Regions from separate parts of the Homo sapiens genome. Here region 1 is linked to region 2. The links are chromatin loops, found by intact Hi-C in ENCODE. Cell type or tissue: heart right ventricle. All regions are shown on one strand. Each heading gives the region's core, and the rest is flanking DNA. Links, peaks and the distances in the headings are about the cores only. Region 1 has its middle 59 kb from the start of AKAP1. Region 2 has its middle 50 kb from the start of CCDC182.

Region 1 (8,847 bases), core at 1,318-6,317, 550 kb after region 2:
GATCGAAAGAAGAGGATATTCATCCTACAGTTTTAAACGTATATTTTCCCTCATGCATTGCTATACGAGTGGTAACTGGTACAACCACTTCAGAAAACTAAACATACGCATACCCCAGCCAAGAGAAATGGGTGCATATATCCACCAAAAAAAAGAGTGTCCAAGAATGTTGACAGCATTTTCCTCCTAATAGCCCCAAACTGGATGCAACCCAAATGCCCATTTCAGCAAGAGAATGGGGAATATATTGCAGCATAATCACGTAATGGAATTCTACTCAACAATAAAAAGAATAAACCACTGCCATATGCAAAAACATAGGTGATTTCACAGACATTATGTTCAGAGAAAGATACCAAGCACAAAAGAATATACACTGTATTCTTCCATTTATAGGAAATCCAAGAACAGGTAAAACCAATCATTAGGTGATAGAACCCATAACGGCACTGACCTCTTCGGGGGTACTGACTTTGAAGGGGGGTGAGAGAAACTTCTAGGTGCTGTAAATATCCTGATGTCGGTAGTGGTTATGGAGGTATATACATATATAAAAAGCAAGTGGAACACCTAAGATCAGTGCACTTTCCCCATACTTCGTGCATTATACCTCAATGAAAACTAAAAAATAATTATATTCTATAGGGAAAAACTCTCTCCAGCCACATTTTTCCTCAGCTGTCACACCACAGCAATCAACACAGAATTTTTATGACCAAAGGTATGTGTGTTTCTTCCCCACACACCAAGCAGCGGACCCCAGGGGGGTGTCCTCCAATTCAGTTCAGACACTACGATAGCGTCAGCTCCCACAGGCTGAGGGCTTAGTCCCCGTGACTGCCCTCCAGCACACACCAGTGGCAAGTCCAGGCCTCTGAAACTTCTGACTGATTGGCTTCACAATTGCCCCCACCACCCTCTTTGTGTTCAATTAATTTGCTGGAGCAGCTCACAGAACTCAGGGGAACACTCGCATTTACCAGTTCATTATGAGGAATATCGCAGCCAGGCACAGTGGCTCACGCCTGTAATCCAAGCACGTTGGGAGGCCAAGGTGGGCAGATCACTCGAGGCCAGGAGTTCGAGACCAGCCTGGCCAACATGGTGAAACCTCGTCTCTGCAAAAAATACAAAAATTAGCCAGGCGTGATGGCGCATGCCTGTAATCGCAGCTACTCAAGAGGCTGAGGTGGGAGGATGGCTTTAGCCCGGGAGGTAGAGGTTGCAGTGAGCCAAGATCACACCACTGCACTCCGGCCTGGGCACAGAGCAAGACTCTGTCTCCAAAAAAGGATATTGCAAAGGATACAGATGAAGAGATGCATAGGGTATAGGAGAAAGGGCGTGGAGCTTCCATCCCCTCCCTGGGATACCAGGCTTCACACGTTCAGCTATCCGGGAGCTCCCCCAACCCAGTCCTCTTGGGTATTTATGGAAGTTTCAAAGCATTTTCCCCCCAGGGTACAGGGTGGGACCCTCTCTGAAGAAAGCCTTAAGACCCACAATCAGAAAGGCAGGGGAAGTTGAGGCTGGGTATAGTGGTTCATACCAGTGATCCCAACACTTTGTGAGGCTGAGGCGGGCGGATCACCTGAGATCAAGAGTTCAAGACTAGACTGGCCAACATGGTGAAACTGTGTCTCTACTAAAAATACAAAAATTAGCTAGCCATGGTGGTGGGCACCTGTAATTCCAGCTACTCAGGAGGCTGAGGCAGGAGAATTACTTGAACCCAGGAGGCAGAGGTTGGAGTGAGCTGAGATTGCGCCACTACACTCCAGCCTGGGTGACAAAGCGAGACTCCATCTCAATAAAAAAAGAAAATGAGAGTCCTATCTTGAGTTAGGTGAATGGAGGGCAAGAGAGAGATTCTGTTTCCTGAAGCCTGCCCCTGAGGCCTAATACACCCAACATTATAAGTAAAGGCTGTAACAGGGGCTATGGGAGATATGAAGCAGAAGCCGTGGACAACAGCCCATCTATATCATAACACCACGTATTCCATTACCGGGTTCTACTGTGTATGTGAGCTGGGAATGAATAAATCCAGTAACTGTCTTGGGAAAAGCACATTTATATTGCATCTTATTTGTTTTTATAATAATGGCCTTGATTTTAAACATGCACACATTTGAAGCACACCACAATTTTTGCAATCCGTTTTGACATTTCTCCATTGTTTAATAAACCAAAGCTTAAAGAAAGGACAATGTTCTGGCCCTCTCTGAACCTCCAGGAGGCCCCATCATGAACATAGCCACAGGATGGGCAGAGACAGGGAGGAGTCCAGAGGGGCTGTGTTCTCCACAAGACACAGCCTGGAGGTGGGGTGGGGCTTCGCCAAGTGCCAGCCCTCGGGGGCACCGATGAGGCAGAAGATGGGCTGGGGCACCCAGTCTTGGCTTGAGCCCTCTCTGCCTGCTGCTCAGAAGGAACCTGCAGCAACCCAAGCTTTCTAAAGCCCAGGCTGTGCCATTCTTTTTCATAGCTGTCAGGGCGGTATAAAGCACATTGCCTGGGCCAAGGTGCTTTTGTCCCCCTGGAAAAGAGGGCTGGAAGCTGGAAGACAGCCAGGGAACTGCCCAAAGGGGTAGTCAGGGCCAGCTTCCTGGGCATCTGTCCTGTGCAGTCACACAGGGCCTCATACTGAGAAGGGCTCCACAGTTGGTTAATACTCTGCCGTCACAGTCTTAACACTTTTTTTTTTTTTTTTTTTGAGACGGAGTTTCACTCTTGTTGCCCAGGCTGGAGTGCAATGGCGCGATCTTGGCTCACTGAAACCTCCAACTCTCGGGTTCAAGCGATTCTTCTGCCTCAGCCTCCTGAGTAGCTGGGATTACAGGCATGTGCCACCACACCTGGCTAAGTTTTGTATTTTTAGTAGAGACGGGGTTTCGCCATGTTGACCAGGCTGGTCTTGAACTCTTGACCTCAGGTGATCCACCTGCCTTGGCCTCTCAAAGTGCTAGGATTACAGGCGTGAGCCACCATGCCCGGCCTACATTATTTTTATTTTTAATTTTTTAGTTTTTTATATTTAAAAGATAGAGACGGAGGTCTCATTATGTTACCCAGGCTGGTCTTGAACTCCTGGGCTCAAGCGATCCTCCCACCTCAGCATCCCAAACTGCTTCAGCCACTGCACCCAGCAGTCTTAAAGTCTTAATCTTTGTTGAACAAGAGGCCCTGCAGTTTCATTCCCCTCCCACTCCCCACAAACGTAATGGTCAGTCCTGGAGTAGCAGACTGTGGCATTAATAGCCTATGTCTGGAGTCGGGGTTCTATTCCCAGCTCTGCCCCTTGCTGCCGGGGCATCTTGGTCAAGCCATTTAAGCTCCATGCCTCAGTGCCCTATCTGTAATATGGGGGTAACAGCTATACCCGTTCAGAAGATGTTAAGAGAATCAAATCAGCCTTCAGCTCCCAGCTTGGCACATTACAAAGTACTCAATGAAGCTCGGTGATTAGCGCTAAGATGATTGAGGGCGGATTACAGAGGCAGTACTCTTGCCTGGACCTGCCTCAGAAATGCCTTTTCTAAAGGCAGGAGCAAAAGAAAGAAGCTTTGGGATTAACTCTTCCAAAATAGCAAATGTTCTCTCTTCAGCATTAGGGCTAACACCAGTGGCATTATTACACCCCAGGAAAAATGTGTCCTCATCAAGTCACAAAAGCCTGGTTTCAACCCACAGAGGGAACAACAACAAAAACGTCTGAAATGCTGAAAAAGCCAAGAGCGTCGGGTACACGTTATCCAGCCCATCTTTGATTTGGGAGTTCACTGAAGCATGACTGATGCATGGTTATCTTGGGTCCTATATGTCTCTTCCGTAAATAGACTTTTGTTACAAGAAAAAAAATGGACTGACTTGGAAAAACAGAAAGAAACACAAGGAGCAGCGAGACTTTTTCCCTTCTCACAAAATGGACAGGTCTGAGAACTCCCAGGATCCTGGCTGTTCACAGATCAATTAACCTCCTGTAGCCTCAGTTTCTGCCCTTGTAAATGGGGAGTATGCAGGAGTGATGAGGAACACAGATTCTGGAGACAGACTCCCGGGGGCATCTTAACAATCTCACTTACCGGTTGTGTGGCCTGGGACACACACTAGGCTTCTGTGCTTCTGCTTCTACCTCCTGTAGAAGCTACAGTACCTACCTCCTGGGGTCGTTGGGAGGGTGAAGCAGGATAATATACATAAAGCGTAAGGAATGGTGCCTGGCCCAGAGTAAGTCCGCAATAAATGTTAGCTGCAGACCATGAACCTAAATCCCCCAGCTGCAGTTGTGCTGAATAATGGGAGAAGTAGTCGTAGCAGTTGTTGCTATTGTTATTTAAACTGCCGCAGGACCTCTGATCTTGTGACTTCAGGTTCCTTCTGCATATGCCTCCAAAATGTAGGAGACCCTTAAGGAGCATCAGCGATTGGTCAAGGCCTAGGGATAAGCTAAACTCAGATGAGATCTTCCCAACCTTCCCCACCCAGAGGACCATGATCATAGGCCTCAGAGTCATTTTAATGTCAGAGAAGAAAAGAACCAGCTGGGCGCAGTGGCTCACGCCTATAATCCCAACACTTTGGGAGTACGAGGCAGGCAGATTGCTTGAGCCCAGGAGTTCAAAACTAGCCTGAGTAACATGGCAAAGCCCTGTCTCTACTGAAAAAAAAAATGCAAAAATTAGACAGGCATGGTGGCACATGCCTGTAGTCCCAGTTACTCAGGAGGCTTAGGTGGGAGGATCACCTGAGCCCAGGAGGTCGAGGCTGCAGTGAGCCACTGCACTGCAGCCTGGGACACAGAGTGAGACTCAATCTCAAAAAAAAAAAAAAAAAAAAAAGAATCTTGTAGGTCAGCACGTCCACATTCCTCATTTATAGATGAGGAACTAAAGCTCAGAGAAGGCAAGTGACCTGCTCAAGGTCACACAGAACAGGAGCTGAGCTAGGAAGACAGCTCAGAGTTCATGACTTTGCACATCCGTTCCCTTCCTGTTCCCGCTTACAGCTTATTCTGTTGGAGTCCCTGGCCCCTCACAAGGTCCCCCGACCTCTCTATCTCCCAGGTGAGCATCTGTCAGGTTATGGACTCATCTAATTATTGGCCACATCCTACTAGAGACCCATTTTTCTTACTGAATCAGGCCACCATTAGGTCCTGAAAGCCCCATAAAGTCTTCTACGGATGAGCAGATCCTTTAATCTATTATTCCCGAGTCCTATTTATATATATTTATCCATATGGCTATATAAATAGGGCTTTGAGATGTATACGTGGCAGGTTATTGCTGTAGCATAGCTGTTCTCCCCAAGAGGAAAACAAAAATGATGTATGGCAGAAGCTCTTTTCCATGCAGAAAGCTCCTGTCTGATTTATTAAGAGTTAGGTTGCAGTCACATGCTCTGAAGTAGTGAATCTATTGCAAAGTTATCTAAGAGCAGGACACTCTCAGCTCCAGAAGCCAAAACAGCAAGTCTAGGGTGTGGCAAGAGCTCAAAGAATCTTACAGCAGTCACTCGCTAGGTACTTGCCATATCCCACGGTATTAACTAGGATTCCTTTGGTTGCAAGTTTAAGCAAAAAAGGGAAGCTTGTTATAAGGATATTGGGTGTCTCCAGGAACTCAAGGAGAGGCATGGGGCTGGGTCTCAAAATGGCTACAGATGCTTCTCTCTTATGCATCTCTGCCTTTCTCTGGTCCTTAGCTCCATTCTTCCCTCTTGCTCCAGATTATCATTCTCCATATGGAAGAAAACATGGCAGCCACCAGCTCCCAAGTTTTGCCTCTTACAGTTTCCACGAGCTGACTTTGTACTTTCTCTGGTCCCAAGTACAAGGAATGGAATCCAAGTTCCCCGTGTGGCTCAAGGGTCAGGAGCAGGGTCACGAACCCAGAGCAGCTGCTGCAGGAAGCATTCAATGAACTGGGTGTGGGCAGGAACAGTTCCCAGACAGTGTGGGAGAATTTTGTGTGTCATCAGACAAAGCAACCCGAATGCTTTTTCTCTATACTCACTGTGTGGACTTGGAAAAGGCACTTAGCCTCTCTGGGCTTCAGCCTCCTTCAGTGTAAAATTGGGATAATGGTGTGCTCCATAAAGGCAGTAGTTTTTTATTGTTTTGTTCACTGATATATCCCCAGTGCCTAATCAATGCCTGGAACATGTTTATGTTTAATAGATATCTATTGAATAAATAAATGAAGCTGGGCACAGTGGCTCATGCCTATAATCCCAGCACCTGCTTGTTGGGAGGCCAAAACAGGAGGATCTCTTGAGCCCAGAAGTTCAAGACCAGCCTGGGCAACATAGCGAGACTCCATCTCTACAAAAAATTTAAAAATTAGCCAGGTGTAATGGCGCATGCCTGTGGTCCCAGCTACTCTGAAAGCTAAAGTGGGAGGATTGCTTGAACCTAGGAGGTTGCGGTTGTGGTGAGCCATGTTTGTGCCACTGAACTGCAGCCTGGGTGACAGAGACAGACTCTGCCTCAATAAATAAATAAATAAATAAAATACATAAATGAATGATAACTCTGTTATTAAGATGGTTGGGAGGATTAACTGAAATAAGAAAAAGAGCTAACATTTAAAAACACTTAGGTGCCAGGAGCTGTTCTAAGCATACAACATTAATATATAGAAGACACTTCGAACAGTGCCTGGTGCATGTGTGCCCACGTAAGAGAAAACTAGGGTTCAGGAAGCAAGTAACTCGCCCGAGGTCATTAGCTAGCAAGTGGCAGAAGCAGGATTCAAATCCAGGGCTTTCTGAAACCACTATGCTCTCTTCCCCCTTCACTGACGTTCTGTAGTCCAATATTTTCCAACCCTGGGTTGTGACTGTGGGGTGGGGAGATGGGGGGAGGGTGAATAAACATAGGGTATGGAGTATGAGTCCATATGTGTAAAAAGCGTTGTGGATAAACTGAATAAATATACTGATCACAGATACATGCAGAGCCATTTCAAAATGTCTTACATATTACAGTGTTTAATGAAATACAAATTAATAATGTAAATTATTACTGAATTCAGAGTCACCTAGGATCAGGTATTTTCTCAATCAGCAAATACTACAACTACATCTGCTATTATGGAGGAGGTTTGTGAAATTGTAATTAAAAAAAAAAAAAACATTCAAAGGGCCAGGTGCAGTGGCTCACACCTGTAATCCCAGCACTTTTGGAGGCTGAGGCAGGTGGATCACCTGAGGTCAGGAGTACAAGACCAGCCTCACCAACATGGTGAAACCCAGTCTCTATTAAAAATACAAAAATTAGCTAGGCACGGTGGCACACGCCTGTAATCCCAGCTACCTGGGGGACTGAGGCAGGAGAATCACTTGAACCCGGGAGGTGGAGGTTGCAGTGAGCCAAGATTGCACCATTGCACTCCAGCCAGAATGACGAGACCAAAACTCTGTCTCAAAAAAAATACAAAAGCAAAAACAAACAAACAAAAACACTCAAATTATGAACCTCTGAGCTACGCCTACCTCCTCATGTCACAAATAAGGACAGTCAAAGTCACTCAAGGTCAAGAAGTGAGCGAGAGCAGACTCAGGGCAAGAACCCAGGTCCTGGGACCATCAAGGTTTCTAGAGTAGAAGGGGAAACTTCCTCCTTCCATTCTGATAGTACCAAGCACCAGTGAGGATGTGGAGCCACAGGGAGCCACTCTCTGCTTATGGAAGGAAAAAAAAATGGTGCTAACTAAATGACCCTCAAGAGAACAGATAGAATGAAGCATGCAATGGCTTTCTATCCGAGCATTTAGGAAAAATAGCCAGTTAAATCCATCCATAGAAATGAATCTCATGGTGGAAATATGACCACCATGGGCTTATCCTCTGCTTGCGAACACTCAGTCCTTTATCCTCTCCAGGCCCCAGTTTTCTTTCTTTCTTTTTCTTTTTTTCTTTTTTTTTTTTTTTGAGACAGAGTCTTGCTCTGTTACCCAGGCTGGAGTGCAGTGGCATGATCTCGGCTCATTGCAACCTGTGCCTCCTGAGTTCAAGCAATTCTCTTGCCTCAGCCTCCCGAGTAGCTGGGATCACAGGCATGCGCCACCATGCCCGGCTAATTTTTGTATTTTTAGTAGAGATGGGGTTTTATCATTTTGGTCAGGCTGGTCTTGAACTCCTGACCTCAAGCAATCCACCCCCATTCGGCCTCCCAAAGTGCTGGGATTACAGGCGTGAGCCACTGCACCTGGCCTCCAGGCCCCAGTTTTCTTATCTGTAAAATGGGAACTGAGGATGAGACCAGTGGTTTTCAGATTGTGTTTGCCAAAGTCCTAGCGATGCTTCACAGGGTCTGCAAACGTTTAATCTAAACATCATCTTTCAAAAATATTTAAAACTATTTTAAAACTAGAGGCAACAACGTGCATATTCTAATGTGCTTTGTTCAAAATGATAACCCCTTGCAGACCAGCGCTGCACTCATGTGGACTATCTGCTTTCCCCATTCTTCTAGAGAACTCGAAATGAGCCTCTCTCGCCTTCTCAGTTTAATTGGTGCATATCCTACGACCGCAAGGCGAGCAGCTGTCAAAATCTGTTGCCATTTTGGACTGCTTAGCTGGGAGAGTCAAGATTTTTTCAATATTGTATCACCAAAGCAAAACATGGCAATAATTTATATGTTGTGGAAGATGCTAATTGTCATCCATAACCGTAATTTCAAATTTGTATTTTTTGTTTGTTAAATCTATTTACTAATGCAATAAGAAATATTTTTTTTTTCCCTGACCAGGAAACAAACTTGGGCTGCACCGGTGAGAGAGGCACCACATCCTAACCACTAAACCTCCAGGGATGCAATATACATTTGTTAAATACACT
Region 2 (8,847 bases), core at 1,551-6,550:
CTTTGAATAGGCTGTGAGTCCACAGGAGCCCATAAACACACAGGCACATCTGGGAATGAAGCAAAAAGCCAGAGTCCCATCCAGCCAAATGCTGTCACTACCCCGTAAATCTCCCAGAAATTCAAACAGCCGTTAACGTTTGCCGACATAGTGAGTGATGCTTTCATAATCACTCCCATCTATCTGGGCTTGGCCATGGATGGGGTCATTTGGTTAATGCAGGATTTCATCTTCATTGCTTTGTAACTAGTTTTTAATCAGCGATGATTGCTGAGCTGGGATGCTATGGGCTGGCTCGCCTGCTCCTTCCTCAGAGAGTGCCCACTGATGTGTCCTGGCAATTAACCAGAGACCTGTGGGAGGGGTGGCGAGGGCAGCAGGACAGCCAGGCTGGCTGATGCGGCCATGTGCCCCATCCCCTCTTCCGTGGGGGGTGCTCCTTGGCCCCCATCCACCTTTGGAGGGTTGGCAAAGGACATCGGCAGACACAGGGATGCTCTCACAGAAGTGTCTATTTGGACTATTGCTTTTGACTTGCCCAACAATTTAATCTCCCAGGGGGTAGAGAAAATGACCAGTGGATCAGCCACTCTGAAATCAATTCTGACCATCAAAGAACTGACCAGCCAACTGGAAGTGATAAGAATCTTGAGGGAAAGGGTATAATATTATACCCTTTATAACACTGAACGAAGGCTTAGCACGTGGAAGTATCTCTCAGACTTGAGGGAGGCAGAGCGCAAGACATTCAGAAAATAATATATAGTTATTCCTTCACATGACAAGATTCTGAAAGGGAGGATGGCATGAGAAGGTGAGAAAGGTCTTACCAATGCAATTCTGATTGGGCCACTCTCAAATGACTCTAGTGAGGAAGACGTGGAGAGTGTCCCTCATGGTCCCAGTGATGGCTGAGCTTACACACTCTCTCTCTCTCTCTCCCTGGCTCTTCCTCATTAGGGTCATTTGAGAGTGGCCCAATCAGAAGTGCATTGGTAAGACCTTTCTCACCTTCACACACACACACACACACACTCTCTCTCTCTCTCTCTCTCTCTCTCTCTCTCTCCTCGCCTCTTCCTCATTAGAGTCATCTGAGAGTGGCCCAATCAGAAGTGCATTGGTAAGACCTTTCTCACCTTCACACACACACACACACACACACACACACACTCTCTCTCTCTCTCTCTCTCTCTCTCTCTCCTCGCCTCTTCCTCATTAGAGTCATCTGAGAGTGGCCCAATCAGAAGTGCATTGGTAAGACCTTTCTCACCTTCACACACACACACACACACACACACACACACACACACACACACACACACTTCCTTGTATCTATTTCTAGAATCTTTTACAAGAAACTGAAGAGAACAATTGCCTCTGAGGAGAGGAACTATGCTGCTGAGGGGTGGAGAGAGAAGGGAACTTTACTCCTTGTATCTTTTGAATTTTGAAACACGTGACTTGACTGTATTACCCATTCAAATGAATACATGAAAAGGCAACAAGGGGCATTGATAGGAGATGGAAAGAGGGCCATAAACTCAAGAGAGCATGTAAGAGGGCAGCCCAGACCCATAACAATAAACCCAAGACAGCGGAAGGCCCAGCAAGCAGCCACGGAAGGCGCACCCTGCACTTCACACAAAAGGCTTTTGTAGGGATATTCAGAGCAAGACAGAGATCAAAGGAAAAACGGGCCTGCTACTGGGGTCATGTTATCAGATGACACTGGAGGTGTCCTGGGAGCTGAGGAAAGGCAGAAGTGAAGACAGGGAGGCTCAGCCTCACATAGCTGAGGCAGGGATGGGCCAGGGAGCCACCGAGGAAAGGTGCTCCCTGTTGGAACACTCTGGTGCCCCACAGCGTGCGGGCACAGAAAGTGGGCAAGGGAGGGAGGAGGGTCCTTGACAGCGGATGGGACATGTCAGCCTTCTTTTCTGCTGTACATTGACCTTTGTTCACATCCAACCAGGAACAGGCAGAGCTGTTCCTGCTCAGAGAGAGGGTGGAGACAGGAAGATCCGGTCTGTCCTCAGCCTAAGAGGCTGGTCCAGTGCCTGTCGATTTGCTGAGTGAGGAAGAGAGCCTTGAAGAAGGGAAGAGTGACAGGAAGGTGGGAGGGCAGAATCCTGCTGAGAGGGTGTCTGTGGGAGAGTGTGGCAATGTGTGGTAACAGTGAGCAAGCCAGAGACAGGGAGGTGAGCAAGTGTGACAGCCGTGAGTGTGGGAGGCAGTGAGGGAGGGAGTGAAGGCATGGGTATGATTCAAAGTGGGCATGAAGGAGGGGTGCAGGTGCCCGAGTGATATGGTTTGGCTGTGTCCCCACCCAAATCTCATATTGAATTGTAGCTCTCATAATTCCCACGTGTTGTTGGAGGGACCCAGTGGCAGATAATTGAATCATGGGGGCGGTTTCCCCCGTACTGTTCTCATGGTAGTGAATAAGTCTCAGGAGATCTGATGTTTTTATAAGGGAAACCCCTTTTGCTTAGCTCTCATTCTCCCTTGTCAGCCACCATGTAAGATGCACTTTTCACCTTCTACCATGATTGTGAGGCCTCCCCAACTACGTGAGACCGTGAGTCCATTTAAAACTCTTTTTCTTTATAAGTTACCCAGTCTTGGGTATGTCTTTATCAGCAGTATGAAAATGGACTAATACACCGAGTGACTGAATGATGGGTAGGGCGACTTCAAGGGGGTGGGAGTGTGAGGGAAGCAGTGGGAATGTGGGAATGGCAGGATAAGTGTGAGAGCAAGAGTGTGAGAGAGCGAGTGTCTGCGAGTGAGGGGGAGAGAGTGTGGGCGAAGACTGAGCAGGAGTGCGTGAAGCTGTGAGAACGTGGGAGTGGGAGTGGCCATGGGTGTGAGTGAGAGGGCTGAGTGTGAGTAAAGTGAGTGTGAGTGGGTCCATGTGAGTGTGTAGAGTGTGTGAGGGGTGTGAGTCTCAGAGGGTGTGTGAGACTGTGAGGGCACAGGGGAGTGTGGGTGTGAGTGTGGGAGTGTGCAAATGAGAGAGGACTTGACTGTGCATATGTGAGGAGAGAGCCTGTGTGTGTGTGTGTGTGTGTCCTGCTGGCGAGGATGAAGACAGGCTGTTGATGGGGTGGGTCTGACCAGGTACTTCCCATCTCACTCTCACCACATCCCCTAAGGACCTTCCATGGTCTAAACCTCACACCCCCTCCCTGGCTTACAGTGAAGCTACAGAGATAGCTCTGGTCCCATGGAATATTCTCCTAAGCTCATCATGCTGTGTATTAAGTTGCTGATGTATAGCAAATGAGCAGAGAAGGTATGCAATGTAAAAGAGGAGAGTCTAGAGTGTGCCAAGAGTTTGGGGAAGAAGGATGGGTAGGACTGGGTGAAGGAAGAAAGGATAGCTGATCACATCACCCCTTTACTCAAATCCATATTACCCCAGTGCCCACTGACCAAATGCCTAATTCTTTATTTATTTTTAAAATTGTTTATTTTTTAGAGATAAGGTCTTGCTCTGTGGCCCAGGCTGCAGTGCAGTGGTGCCATTGTAGCTCACTGCAGCCTTGAACTCCTGGGCTCAAGTGATCCTCTTGCCTCAGCCTCCCAAGCAGCTGGAATTACAGGCACCTGCTGGCATGCCTGATTAATTTTTAATTTTTTTGTAGAGATAGGGGTCTTGCTATGTTCCCCAGGCAGCCTGGAACTCCTCAAGAGATCCTCCTGCCTTGGCCTCCCAAAACATTGGGATTGCTAGCATGAACCACTGAGCCCAGCTCTAATTCTAAAAACTTTAATATGACTTTCAAGATTTTAGGTAATCCTGGGGAGTGAATGTGACTTTTACTATTTTACATAATAAGTACTCAATAAATGTTTGATTGCTCTGGTTCCATGGTCTGTCTTGGCTGGAGAGGGTTCCTCTCAGCTCCACACTCAGCCTTCCACACTCTGCCGTGACATTGCCACTTTGCCAGCTGGATCCATGCCAGGCTCTCCCAACATGGCGGGAGGAGGGAGGAAGGACATCCTTCTTCCTGTCTACTTACTGCTCCAGGCAGCATGCCTCAGCAGTGGGTCTTCACCTAGTAGTGACAATAGGTTCCAGTTTCCAGCTTTTTTGGGGGGGTGTTAGGAACCGAATATTCATGTCTCCCCAAATTCCTATTTTGAAACCCTAACCCCCAGTGTGGCTGTATCTGGAGGTGAAGCCTCCAAGGAAGTAACTAAGGTTAATGAGGTCATAAGAGTGGGACCATGATCCGATAGGATTAGTGTTCCTATAAGAAGGGACACCAGAGAGCTCTCTCTCTCTCACCACACACACGCACAGTGAGGAGAGGCCGTGTGAGGAAACAGTGGAAAAGGTGGTCATCTACAAGCCAGGAAGAGAGCCGTCACCAGAAGCCAGAACAGTCAGCGCCCTGATCTTGGACTTCCAGTTTCTAGAACTATGAGAAAATAAATGTCTGTTGTTTAAGCCACCCAGTATATGGTATTTTGTTATGGCAACCACAGCAGACTAATATAGGGGGTATCCCTAGAATCACCCTTGTGATGCCCTCAGAGGTTTTTAATCGAGTCCTTATGTTAATTTATCTCTGTTCACAGAGAGCTCTGCTTCTGGTTTCCTGATGAGACCCTGACTGATCCAGAAGAGACGGTGCCTATACTAGTCAAGGGCAGGAACCTCCAGGCTGAGGAGCTGGACTCTGTACCTGTCTTCTTTGTCTCACTGCATCGGGCTGTGCCCTGAGCCTCATCTTCAGAAAATGGAGGGAAGTAAGTCCTGGGTGACCGCAGGATCCCTGTAGCACAGCTCCCCCAAGGTCTTAATGAAGTGCCATTACACCTCTCAGCTAATATAATCCCCAGGAAAGGGGCAGGGCAGACAGATGGCAGAGAGGGAGACTGAGTCATACTCACTAGCTAGGCCACACAGCTAGTTAGAAATAGAAGCAGGCCTGGGACTCTTCCTCCCAATATTCCGCCCCCTTCCACAAAGACCCAGAGGCTCCCTGCCTCCTCCCTACTTTTAATTCGAAAGGTAATAGTTCCCACACTATTAACTAGCTGTGTGAACTTTCTCATGTTACTTTTCTCTGAGCCTTGGTTATCTCATTGGTTAAGTGAAGCAGGTAAACTAGATGTTCTCAAAGTGCTTTTTCAGCTATGACATGCTGTGATTTGATGATTTTTCCTCAATGAAACCAAAGGGTTCAATTTATCTCCCCGAAGATTTTCTATGTTCTATGCTCAGCTTTTGATTTGACATAATTATAGCACTTACATTTAGTGCAAATTCACATAATCATTGCATGAGTTATTAATTATTTTTAAGCATTGGCATAGTACTCACTGAACCTGAGGATGTACACATTGGTTAGGACCAGGGGTGAGTTAAGCAACCAGAGGTCTGGGACTGCAGTTAACCTATCAAGCCAGGGAGTTCATGGAACTTAAGTCTGGTTAAACCAAAAAGGGGCCAGGGATTCTAAGGCCATGTTGTGTACTGATGAGCTACTTTAATCTGCCTAATCCTACAGAGTGATGTACAGATCTGTGATAGGTTTAGCATGAACATACTTTCAATGTATGTCTTAATTTTGTTTGTGCTTAGCCTTCTAAAAAAAAAAGGTATTTTGCCAAAAAGTGGCAAAACTGTTAATTAGCCCATTCCCCACAGCCTGGAAAAACATGGAGCTTACACTGGGTTTTGTCCTCCATGTAACAAAAGCCTTAGCTTTCGGGAGGAGGGAAGGAAACCATCTGGGACCAGACTAAGAGGAATCTCCTTCTGCTGGGAGACGGGCAGATCACAACACCCAGGGACAAGGCTAAGGCACAAGCACACAAGGAAGGCCTAAGGCTAAGAGTGAAGCAGAAACACTGAGAAAAACCCTCTGGCAACCCAGCCTCCATCTTAAGAATAAGAAAATGCTAGAGGAATTTAAAGCTGGTGGTGCACTGAAGATAAAACCCAAACCTAGAGCAGCAAAACCCAAATCCAAGTCAACTTCTGACTAGATTGACTCAACCACCCACATCAAGGGGCAAACTTTGTCTACAAAGGACCAGTATATAGCAAATATTTTAGGTGTTGTGGGCCATGTGGGCTCTGTTGCAACTATTCAACTCTGCTGTTGAAGCATGAAAGCAGCCATAGACAATATGTAAATGAATGAACATGGTTATGTTCCAATAAATCTTTATTTATAGACACTGAAATTTGAGTTTTATATAATTGTCTTATGTTGTATAATTACTATTCTTCTTTTGATATCCATTTGACACATTTAAAAATATAAAAACCATTCTTAACTCATAGGCCATACAAAAATAGGCAACAGGCCTGATTTGGCCCAAGGACCATAGTTTGCAGATCCCTTGCCTAGCAGAAAAAGAGGCATGCATATTTACTACAGCCTTTACTGTTCTAAAGATGTTTTGCTTTCAATCAAAAGTCATGAGACACCAAACACAAGACCAATAACTCACTGTCAAGAAACAAAGCAGTCAACAAAACCAGATTCAAATATGACCCAGATGTTGAAGCCATCACATAGGAAACTTAAAGTAACTATGCTTACTATATATTAAAGGCTAGAGTGGAAAAGATGAACAACATACATGAATAGATGTAGAGTTTTAGTAGAGAGAGGGAAACTACAAGAAAGAGTCAAACAGAAATGCTAGGAGAAAAAAGTGACAGAGACAAATACTTTTAACTAGCTGATCCGTAAACTTGATACAATTTAAGAAGGAATCAGTGAACTTGAAAATAGGTCAACAGACTTTGGGAGGCAGAGGCAGAGGCAGGTGGGCCAGGAGTGTGAGACCAGCCTGGCCAACATGGTGAAATCCCATCTCTACTAAAAATACAAAATTTCGCCAGGTGTGGTGCACACACTTGCAATCCCAGCTACTCGGGAGGCTGAGGTGGGATGATTGCTTGAACCCAGGAGGTGAAGTTTGCAGTGAGCCAAGATCGCGCCACTGCACTCTGGCCTGGGCGACAGAGTGAAATTCTGTCTCAAAAAGAAAAGAAAAAAGAAAATAGGACAATAGAAATTGAACAAATTAAACACAAGGAGAAAAAAAGAGTTAAAAAAAGAGTACCCAAGAGGTGTGGAAGAATATCAAATGGTCAAACATTCTGTAATTGAAATCCCAGGAAGAGAAGAGAAAGAGAATGGGACAGAGGAAATATCTGAAGAAATAATGGATGAGAATGTCTCCAAAATAATGAAAGACATGAAACCACAGAAAGAAGTTCAAAGAATCTCAAGCAGAATAAATTAAACAAAGAGACAAAACAAAGAGAAAAAAAAAAAAAGCCCATGCATTCATCTAGACCCATCGTAATCACACTGTTGAAAAGCAAAGATAGGATAAAGAGAGAGAGAGGTAAAATTAAGAAAAAAACAACAGTAGATTTAGCATCAAAATTATGCAAGCCAGAAGACAATGGAGTAACATCTTTAAAGTACTGAAAAGAAACAAAACAAAACAAAACAAAACCTGTCAACACAAAATCCTATGCTGAGCAAAAGTATCTTCCAAAAGTGAAAGAGAAACAAATAGTTTTTTCAGACAAACAAAAACCAAAAACTCATTACCAGCAGATTTGCATTACAAAAAGTATTAAAGGAAGTTCTTCAGGTGGAAAAATAAGATACCCAAAGAAAACTTGGATTTACACAAAGAAATAAAGATGACTGAAAATGGTTAAAATAAAGGTACATATGAAAGGGTCTTCCCCTTATTTTCATTCCCTCTAAAACATAATTGATTGTCTAATATGAATTACTATTGGGCCTAAGGAAGAAATAATACTAATTCTATATAAACTTTTTTAAAAAATAGAAGAGAAGAACTATTTCCCAACTCATTTTATGTGGCCATCACTATTCTGATACCAAAGAAATTGAAAGAAAATAACAGTACAAATTAACATAGACACAAACATCCTTAAGAACATATTAGCAAACAGAATCTAGTAATATGTAAAAAGGATAATATATCATGACCCAGTGGGCTTATACTGGGAATGCAAGGCTGGTTCAACATTTAAAACTTAGTTAATATAATCGCAATATCAGCAGATTAAAGTATAAAAACAATATGACCATTTCAATATATGCAAAGAACATTTGACAAAATTAAACATCCATTTATGCTGCATACATGCTCTCAGCATCCACACATGCTCTTAGCAAAGTAGGAATAGGATGGAACTCCTTAACTCAATAAAAGGCATTGACAAAAAACTTACAGCTAACATCATACTTAATGATGAAAGACTGACCACTTACCTTTAAGATAGGGAATGAGTCAGGGATATTTGCTGTTGACATTCTTGTTCAACATTGTACTAGAGCTCCTAGCCAGTGAATAAGGCAAGAAAAATAAATAAAAGGCCTACAGCTTAACAAAAGACAGAAATGAAACTATTTTCAGACAGTATGATTATCTACATAGAAAGTCCCAATGAATCTATAAAAAAGCTGCCAGAATTAATAAGGGAGTTTAACAAGGCTGAAGGTCAAAATACAAAGTTCAACTGTATTTCTATACATGAGCAATGAACAATTGGAATTTAAAAAATTTTAAGTTAAGTACCCTTTAAACTCACACAGAAAAACATGAATTATGTCCAACAAATTATGTTCAAGTTCTATATGCTGAAAACTACAAAACATTGATGACATAAAGTTAAACAGAAAAATGTCCCTTGTGTATAGATTCTAAAACTCCATCTTGCTAAAATGTCAATTATCTTAAAATTGATCCATAGATTTAGCACAATTACAATTAAAACCCTAGCCACATTATCTTGTAAAAATCAACAAGCTCATTCCAAAA

Evidence for each region. Peaks named below come from ENCODE experiments on the same cell type or tissue, not always from the same donor. Only the 100,000 strongest peaks of a DNase experiment are listed, where the experiment ranks them.
Region 1: a loop joins it to region 2, with 2.5 times the contacts of the local background. A loop is called at or near these places in 2 of 110 quality-filtered maps.

Annotation. Positions count from the first base shown.
Region 1 is chr17:57,140,195-57,149,041 of GRCh38, reverse strand. No RefSeq gene overlaps it. Among named protein-coding and RNA genes, the nearest start is that of AKAP1, 59 kb to the right of the region's middle. In heart right ventricle, for the core only: no CTCF peak of the experiment used is centred there; no DNase peak of the experiment used is centred there.
Region 2 is chr17:57,691,371-57,700,217 of GRCh38, reverse strand. It overlaps a transcript of MSI2 not described here. Among named protein-coding and RNA genes, the nearest start is that of CCDC182, 50 kb to the left of the region's middle. In heart right ventricle, for the core only: no CTCF peak of the experiment used is centred there; a DNase peak (open chromatin) is centred at 3,994.